2 separate regions of the Homo sapiens genome follow, and region 2 is linked to region 1. A link is an interaction called in ENCODE POLR2A ChIA-PET data of the cell type or tissue named here. Cell type or tissue: Panc1. All regions are shown on one strand. Each heading gives the region's core, and the rest is flanking DNA. Links, peaks and the distances in the headings are about the cores only.

Region 1 (4,396 bases), core at 103-4,102:
GAACAGAATCAAAGTTATGACAGAGAATAAGGCATTCTGTAAAGTCCACAGATGATGGTACTGGCAGATGTGTTGTAGGAAGGAAATGCAAATTTATATTATGAATATGTTTCTAGTCCAGGGAGAACAAATTCTCTCCATGTTGGAAGGGATCCAGCACCATCAGCCTGCTACCAAGGTGCTAGGCTCCTCCAGATGAAGGTTGCTGTTCTACAGACTCAGTGTGGACTAGGCTGATGGCAGATTAGACTCTCAGCAGTTGTTAACCAGGTCAGTCTTGTTAAGAAGAAAAACATGCACTTCATTCTACCAAATAATTTCATTGAAGAAATGAAGGAGGAGCAATGGAAGTGGTAAATATTTAGGTTAACATAGTAGACTAGTATTTACCTTTTAAGTTCTTCAAAATATATTTGATGGTTGAAAGGAAAACTTTTGAGGCTGGGTGCGGTGGCTCATGCCTGTAATCCCAGCACTTTGGGAGGCCGAGGCGGGCAGATCACCTGAAGTCAGGAGTTCGAGACCTGCCTGGCCAACATGGTGAAACCCAATCTCTACTAAAAATACAAAAATTAGCTGGGGTGATGGTGGGCGCCTGTAATCCCAGGTACTCGGGAGGCTGAGGCAGGAGAATCACTTGAACCCAGGAGGTGGAGGTTGCAGTGAGCTGAGAATGTGCCATTGCACTCCAGCCTGGGCAGCAAGAGAGAAGCTCCACCTCAAAAAATAAAAAAATAAAAATAAAAATAAAGCAAAATTTTAACATTCTCTGATGGGGTTTCAACATATGTAGATATAAGAGATAAGACTATTATAAAGCAGGGAGGGCAAGAGGACCTGTATGTTGGGAGGTTTCTATATTCCACTTGAAGTGGTAAAATATTGATTTTAAGTGGACTGTGGAAAGTTAAGTGTGTATATTATTCCCCAGATGAACTAATTAAAAAAAAAAACTATACAAAGAGATAGAGTCCAAATTGCCATACATCAAAATGGAGTATGAAAAATTATTCAAAAACCCCAAAGAATAGAGAAAATGGGAAACAATAACAGAGAGAACACACAGAAAACAAATAATAAAAGGGTGGACCTAAATCCAAACATATGAATAATTTTCATTTTTTATTTTTTTTGAGACAGAATCTTGCTCTGCTGCCCAGGCTGGAGTGCAGTGGCGTGATCACAGCTCACTGCAGCCTCTGCCTCCTGGGCTGAAGTGATCCTCCCACCTCAGCCTCCTGAGTAACTGGGGCAACAGGCACATGCCACAACACCCAGCTAAGTTTTGTATTTTTTGTAGAGACAGAGTTTCACCATGTTGCCCACGCTGGTCTCAAACTCCTGGGCTCAAGTGATCCACCTGCCTCTGTCTCTCAAAGTGTTGGAATTACAGGCGTGAGCCACTACCCTAGCTGAAACATATCAATAATTTTACTAAATTTTTGCAGATTGAACACTCCAATCAAATTTATTTCTAGTGTCATTTCTCTTTTATCTGAAGAACTTTATTTAAAATTATTTTAGAGCTGGTCTACTGGCAATGAATTATCTTAGTTTTCCTTCCTCTGAGACTATTTTTATTTCACTTTATTCCTGAAAGAGTGCTATGGGGGTATATAATTCTGAGTTTCTAGCTCTTTTCTTTCAACATTTCCTTCTGATCTGCAAGGCTCAAATCTGCAGTCATTGAAATCACTGTCCCTCTTATAGGTATGCATCATTTTTCTCTAGCTGCTTTTAAGATTATTTTTCTTTGTCTTTAGTTTTTAGGAGGTTGATTATAATTTCTGGGCATGGATTTCTTTGGCTTTATTTTCTTCAGAGTTCACTGAATTTTTAAAAATCTCTATGTTTATGTCTTTTGCTACACTTGTGAAGTTTTCAGTCATTACATCTTCAAATATTTTTCCAGCACCATACTCTTTTTCCTTCTGGAACTCTAATTACATAAGTTAGCCTTTGTTTTTTGTTTTGTTGTTGTTGCTGTTGTTGTTTTTTGAGACAGGTTCTCATTCTGTCACTCAGGCTGGAGTACAGTGGTATGATCACAGCTCACTGCAGCCTCAACCTCCCAGGCTCAAGTGGTCCTCCTGCCTCCTGAACAGCTGGGACTACAGGCATACACCACTATATCTAGCAAATATTTGTAATTTTTCTAGAGATGAGGTTTTTCCATGTTGCCCAGGCTGGGAAAGTTATACTTTTTGTTAGTAACTCACAGGCCCCTAACACTGCATTCATTTTCTAAAAGGAATTTTTTTTCTCTGTTTTTCAGATTAAAAGCTTTCCTTCTTTTCTTTTTCTTTCTCTGTCTTTCTTTCTTTCTCTCTTTCTTTTCCTTTCTTTTCTCATTCTTTTTTTTTTTTTTTTTTTGACAAAGTTCTCATTATGTTGCCCAGGATGGTCTCAAGCTCCTGAGCTTAAATGAGCCTCCCACTTCAGTCTTCCAAAGTGCTGGAATTACAGATGTGAGCCACTGTGCCTGGCCCAGATTGGAAAATTTATATTGACATATCTTTAAGTTCATTGATTCTTTCCTCTGTCATCTCCATCTTTTTTTTGAGCCTATTGAGTAAAAGTGGTTTTTTTTGGCCATTGTATTTTTCAATTCTAATATTTTCATTTGGTTCTTCTTCATATCTTCTTTTTTTCTGAGACTTTCTATTTTTCCATTTGTTTTAAGAGTGTTTGCAAGTGTTTGGTAAAGCATTTATATAATAGCTGTTTTAAAGTCTTTGTCAGATAATTCCAACATCTGTGTTAAGTTTGTATTAGTGTCTGTTATCATTTCCTAGGCAAGCTAAGATTTTCCTGGTTCCTTGTACACCAAGTAAATTTTAAATTACTATTATTTGTAGAGATGAGGTCTTGCTACGGTGCCCAGGCTGGTCTTGAACTCCTGACCTCAAGTGATCCTCCCACTTAAGTCTTCCAAAGTGCTGGGATTACAGGCATAAGCCATCATGCCTGACTACCTCCAAGTAATTCTGGATTGTCTCTTGGACATATTGAATATCATATTCTGAAACTCTGGGTCTTATTTACATTCTACAGTGAATGTTGATTTTTTTGGTTTGTTTTTTCAGCAGACAGTTGACCCGGTTAGGTTAAGGCTGCAAGTTTCAACCCACTTTCTGTGAGCTGTGGTTCTAACGTCAGCTCAGCTTTTTAAGCCTCTGTTGTGCTATTCAGATCTGTCCCATATATAGGTCATCTGGTGGCCATTTTGGGCCCTGGATGGTGGCACATTTGTTAGTTTGGTTTTCAAAGTCTTTGGTGTGCTGATTAGAATCAGATTCATGTATGCAGAGCTCACTGATGAGTTCAGGAGTTCATAATCCATCTCCCCAGTTTCTATAGTTCTTTCCAGTCCCCTGGTGCTCCCTGTTTTTGTTCTTCGGCTACCAAGCTGAGGCTTTAGTTACCCATCTCTGCTGCACCCTTCTATAACTGTGCTTGCATACAGGGCCAAGTAGCAGAAGGATGGAGAGAGAGAGAAAAAGGCAATGGGGGCTTGCCCCACTCTCTTGGGGCCACAGTTCCACCATTCAGAGAGAAAGTTTCCTTCTCACAGAGTGTTGGCTCCTGCAGGTTCCTATTGTGGTCCCCACCATCACCCCTACGAGACTGCTTGAGAGTTGGAATCCAAGACAGCAGAGAGAAGAAAAAACTCTGAGGACTTCTGTACTTTCTCTGAGCGTTAGGAGTTCCTACCCAGCTCTGTAACAGAAACCTAGAGGGTTTCTCCTGGAGCTCTCCCTTTTTGGGCCCCAGTGCCCACTTCCAGGTTTAAGGCTGCATTGCATTCAGGTCAAGAGATACTGGAAGAAAAAGAAAAAAAAAAGTAAACTCATCATGATTTTGGTCATCCATTGAATGCTGATCTTCCACAATCCACCTTCTACTATTCACTTTCAGAGTCTTCAAATAGGTGTGGTGCTGCATGTGCATTCTGTCCACATTTTATAATTAGAAATGTAACACTCGAAACCCAAAACCAGAACACCCAAAACGCTGGTTTGCTTTTCGGCTTTGCAGTTATTTTATACTGCATTTGTTATGACTGCATTCTGGGGAGAAGTATCCAGACTCGTGGGTGTACGTTCGCTTTTTATTAAGAAATTTTATCTGAAAAAGAATTCTCGTTTCTCCTTGTCTATAATATGTGAACCAAATATAACTGTGATTCATATATTAAATACGCATTTATTTAATTTACTTCTAGGGTAAACAGAGACATAAAACTTCTCATGCCTCAGGGCAGTCTTGACTTAGGCATTGAACTCTGTTGCGAGCTTTGTTCCCTTTTTATTTGAACAATCTTCAGGCACTTAATTATGAGGTTGCTGACTGGCGTGCATGGTGAAAAAAAAAAGTTTTCAGGTTAGTGAACCTC
Region 2 (4,396 bases), core at 146-4,145, 54 kb after region 1:
GAGTAGCCGGGATCGTAGGCACCCGCCATCATGCCCGGCTAATTTTTCTATTTTAGTAGAGATGAGGTTTCACCATGTTGGCCAGGCTGGTCTTGAATTCCTGACCTCAGGTGATCCTCCTGCCTCAGCCTCCCAGAGTGCTAGGATTACAGGCATGAGCCACTGTGCCCGGCTGGAACATAATTTAGGCCCCATATAATGTTTCTATTAGAAACTATGTTCTAGGTTCCAAACATCCAATTTATACGCAAATCTTTAAAAAAAATCCTTTTAAAAGTGACAAGATGCTTATCTGTATTTCCTGCTATAAATTGTGTCCTTGAATTTGCCTCTTTATGACTATATTAATTGAAATTTAATTTAATTTAGGCAACCCTAAAGATGTTGTTGGATCATTTGAAATTGGTGGCTTCCTATCATGAAGTGAATAAGATGACGTGCCAGAATTTGGCTGTGTGCTTTGGACCAGTATTATTAAGTCAGAGGCAAGAGCCTTCCACCCATAACAACAGAGTCTTTACTGATTCAGAAGAACTTGCAAGTGCTTTGGATTTTAAAAAACACATTGAAGTTCTTCATTACTTACTCCAACTCTGGCCAGGTAAATGATTCTATGGAAATGTTTTTCACTTTCAATGATAGGGTATTTGAATTAACTAATCATTAAATATGCTCATATATGATTGAAGAAACTCTTCTAGATTTTGCTTTTTCAAAATGTTGTGAATTGATACCTGCCCTTTAGATTTTTTTCATTTAAATGTTTTCTGCCTTTGCTGATGACATTGTAGGCATGTAGATTAATGTGCACATGTTAGACTTGGTCAGATCTAGATTTAAATCCTGGTTGTACCACTTATTAGCAATCTGACCTTGGGTTGGTTTCTTAACGTCTTAGAGCCTTGTATCATCTTTTGTCATATGGATTTAATAATATGTTTATAGATTTTTATTAGGATTTTTAAAAATTGTGTATGTAATGTGCTCAGTGTAGCTCTTGACATGTAATAGAGACTCAATAAACACTAATTTATTTACTCTTCTCATTTTTAGTTCAACCGGTATAAAGCAGAATTCATTTTTCCCCTTAAATCAATTCTTCTTTACGTCTTTAACTGCATTCATGGTCATTAGTCAAATTATCTCAGCTTAAATTGGGAATTACCCTTGACCTTTCCATCTTTCTTATCCAATCCTTATTTCAATCAATAACTAAAGACTGACAAATATTTTCCTAATTATCTCTGATGTAATTTCAGAGTTAAAAGAAATATGTGTTTAATTTGACATTCTATAAAGGACACTGCATTTAAATTTCAAAATTTTCTTAGATTTTAGTAACCCCTGCTACTCTCACCCCACACTGCATGGGACCAAGTGTGAAGTACTTTGGTGTTTAGTGTAGAGCACACTAGTAACCGTGCTTGGCCCCGGGGTCAGGTTTGGGTTCAGATCTGGATGGTGGCACTTGCCAGCAGGATGGGCTACGACAAAAACTTTAACCTCTTCAACTCCCAGTTTGCTCCTCTCTAAATCATGCCTGCCTCAGGGTTGTTGTAAAGATTGAGATAAAGCATCTAAGGCAATGAGCAAAATGTTTAGCACAAAGTGAGCACTCAGTCAATGTCTTTGGTTACTCTTTTGTTATATATATATATATATATATATATATATATATATAGATTAAAGTACAAGAGAATGCTTGATTTCATCGTTTAAAGTGAATTAAAAATTAAGTTAATAAAAATTTTCCAGCACTTTGGGAGACCGAGGCAGGTGGATCACAAGGTCAGGAGTTTGAGACCAGCCTGGCCAACATAGTGAAACCCCGCCTCCATTAAAAATACAAAAATTTAGCTGGGCATGGTGGCGGGCACCTGTAGTCCCAGCTACTTGGGAGGCTGAGGCAAGAGAATCGCTTGAACTAGGGAGGCGGAGGTTGCAGTGAGCCGAGATTGCGGAAGTGCACTCTAGCCTGGGGGACAGCGTGAGACTCCGTCTCAAAAAAAAAAAAAAAATTCAACTTTAAAATTTGGAAAGTTAAAGCTTTTACTTTCTTTTAAATGCCGGCTTAAAAATTATTCTAATTCATGTTTTAACTGAATTAGAATGTTATTTTAACTATTTTAAAACCCTGAATCAAGATTCTCAGGGTAATTGAGCTAATTTCAGCATTTGATGCCCAACATAAGGGATCTTTCAGAGTGTCAACTGTGTCTCCTTTTTCTAGAACAGCTTTAATTCTAATAAACACCAAGAATTTGGGAGAAAGCCATCTTGTCATTACCACAAATGAAAACTTGCTTCCCTGGAGATACCATTAAGTTTACTGTCAGTGCCTGAGTTTGTTATGATTATTAATTATTCTGTGCCAGAGGTTAAGGTCATTTTATTATTTTGTAATAGTAGCCACCTTAGTTTTGGGTTTGAGAGAAGAAACTTAATGTATATCTTGTGTTATAGAAAAAGCAGGTTCAGATTTCAAATTCACCGTATTCTAAAGACAGCCTTAAACAACTATTCCTAGTGTACAGCACCTTATTCCAAAGATTTGTGTTGGTGGTTTTAAAAATAACTGCTCCTTTTTCTATAACCTGTTATTTTTCTTTAGTTGTAGTACCTCAGACAAAAAACAGGGCAGAAAGTTGAGAAGAAACAACAGTTTTACCCTGTCAATCACCTGCTGTTGAATTCAAGAAAAGGCAGAAATCAAGTAGACGAGGTGCATTTACTTGGCCTGAGAAAGTTGATGGTGACATAGAGAATGTGGCAAAGACTAGTAGGCCACAGCATATTAACTCAGTGAATGCCTATCCTATCTCCATGCATTCAATAGAAGGTTTTAGCTTTCCTTGATATGCATATCTTATTTTTCCATTTGGAAATTCTCCAACTCCAGAGTTAAAAAGAGTCGCCCCCTTATTTTTTATTTTCTAAACTTTTTGTTTTGTTTCATGTTATTTTTTGTTTTTTATTTTTGGGCAAGAAGATAATTTGCTTTGAGATTTATATTTGAAAAATCCTGTCTTCAAAGTAATTGGTTAGAACTTCAGCGTATCAGCATTAGAAGGTAAAAGTCGTCCTGCCAATACTTTTTTAGATTGTCTTCTACTAAGCTCTAGGGTTCTTTGGAAGCAGCTTAGAAGCCAGATCAGCAAGGGATGGGGGAACAAAATGGAAACACACTTCCCGTTGACCAGAACAGCCTTCTTTTTTATCTGTTTTATGTATTGAGTTTTCACAAAAATGTTTCTTTTAGATATTCATTTTCTGTTTTAAGAATACTGAAAATAATACTCCTGGCCCCCCTATCACTTTAAAGATGGATAAATCAATTTAGAGAGAGTATAATTCCTAGATCCTTGCTATACCACATTTTCTTTCTTTTTTTTTTTTTTTTTGAGATGGAGTCTCACTGTGTCGCCCAGGTTGGAGTGCACTGGCGCAATCTTGACTCACTGAAACCTTTGCCTCTCAGGTTCAAGCAGTTCTCCTACCTCAGCCTCTTGAGTGGCTGGGATTACAGGCGTGTACCACTGCGCCCAGCTAATTTTTGTATTTTTAGTAGAGATGGGGTTTCACCATATTGGCCAGGCCAATCTCGAACTCCTGACTTCAAGTGATCTGCCTGCCTTGGCCTCCCAAAGTGCTGGGATTACAGGCGTGAGCCACCACCTGGCCACTATACCACATTTTCTATGATAAATATATTTGGGGCAAGTTTTTTGGAAAAGGTATCAGTTTTCCTCTTATTTCTTTTTATTTCATCTTTCTTACAAGATTTTAAGTTTGGTGACATTGGGGATTCTTTTTAACTTTATATTCCCAGGTCCTAGCAGAGTATTTGGGTTAAATAAGGTAATTATAGATAAAAGGATAATAAAGTACTAATTAGAAACAAATCTACTGGTAGAAAACAAGATAAGGAAAAATTAAGTTTCTTAGTACTTATTACATTTTGAATTCTTTTTCAGCAACCTTATAGACTGCATTTTTAATTTTGTTCTACTGAAGGTGGGTAGTCAACAGTGATGGGAAAACCAGAACTTTTGAGGTTAAAATTAGCCATTTTCACCGTATATTTAGTTGTAAACCACTCTGACATCAGTAGTCTAAAAAGTCAGTGATGTTGGTTTTTCAGAAATTGAAATTTTTAGTCTAAAAGATATAAAATATCAGTTTAATTGGTTTCTTAATATTTTCCAAGATAATACACAGAAACAATGTTTCAGTAGGGTCTTAGGTGAGTAACTCTAAGCGACTGGCAACAAAATGAATCTGGATTTTGCAGGCAAATGTCTGAAAATGCAGGCACAATAGGACAATTTTAAGACATAAAGCAAAAATACATGGTTAGATCAGACCAGATAACCTCAAGGCTAGCAGAATATTGTAA

The links. ChIA-PET counts read pairs that join two places held together with the same protein. Peaks named below come from ENCODE experiments on the same cell type or tissue, not always from the same donor. Only the 100,000 strongest peaks of a DNase experiment are listed, where the experiment ranks them.
Region 2: POLR2A ChIA-PET joins it to region 1 with 5 read pairs; 6 of 35 experiments call an interaction of 5 or more read pairs at or near these places.

The regions. Positions count from the first base shown.
Region 1 is chr1:85,214,760-85,219,155 of GRCh38, reverse strand. No RefSeq gene overlaps it. Among named protein-coding and RNA genes, the nearest start is that of SYDE2, 16 kb to the right of the region's middle. In Panc1, for the core only: no CTCF peak of the experiment used is centred there; no DNase peak of the experiment used is centred there; H3K27ac peaks cover 1,389 bases.
Region 2 is chr1:85,160,731-85,165,126 of GRCh38, reverse strand. It overlaps SYDE2 (synapse defective Rho GTPase homolog 2), which reads left to right. Exons shown (of 7, transcript NM_032184.2): 6 at 370-601. Among named protein-coding and RNA genes, the nearest start is that of MIR4423, 29 kb to the right of the region's middle. In Panc1, for the core only: no CTCF peak of the experiment used is centred there; no DNase peak of the experiment used is centred there.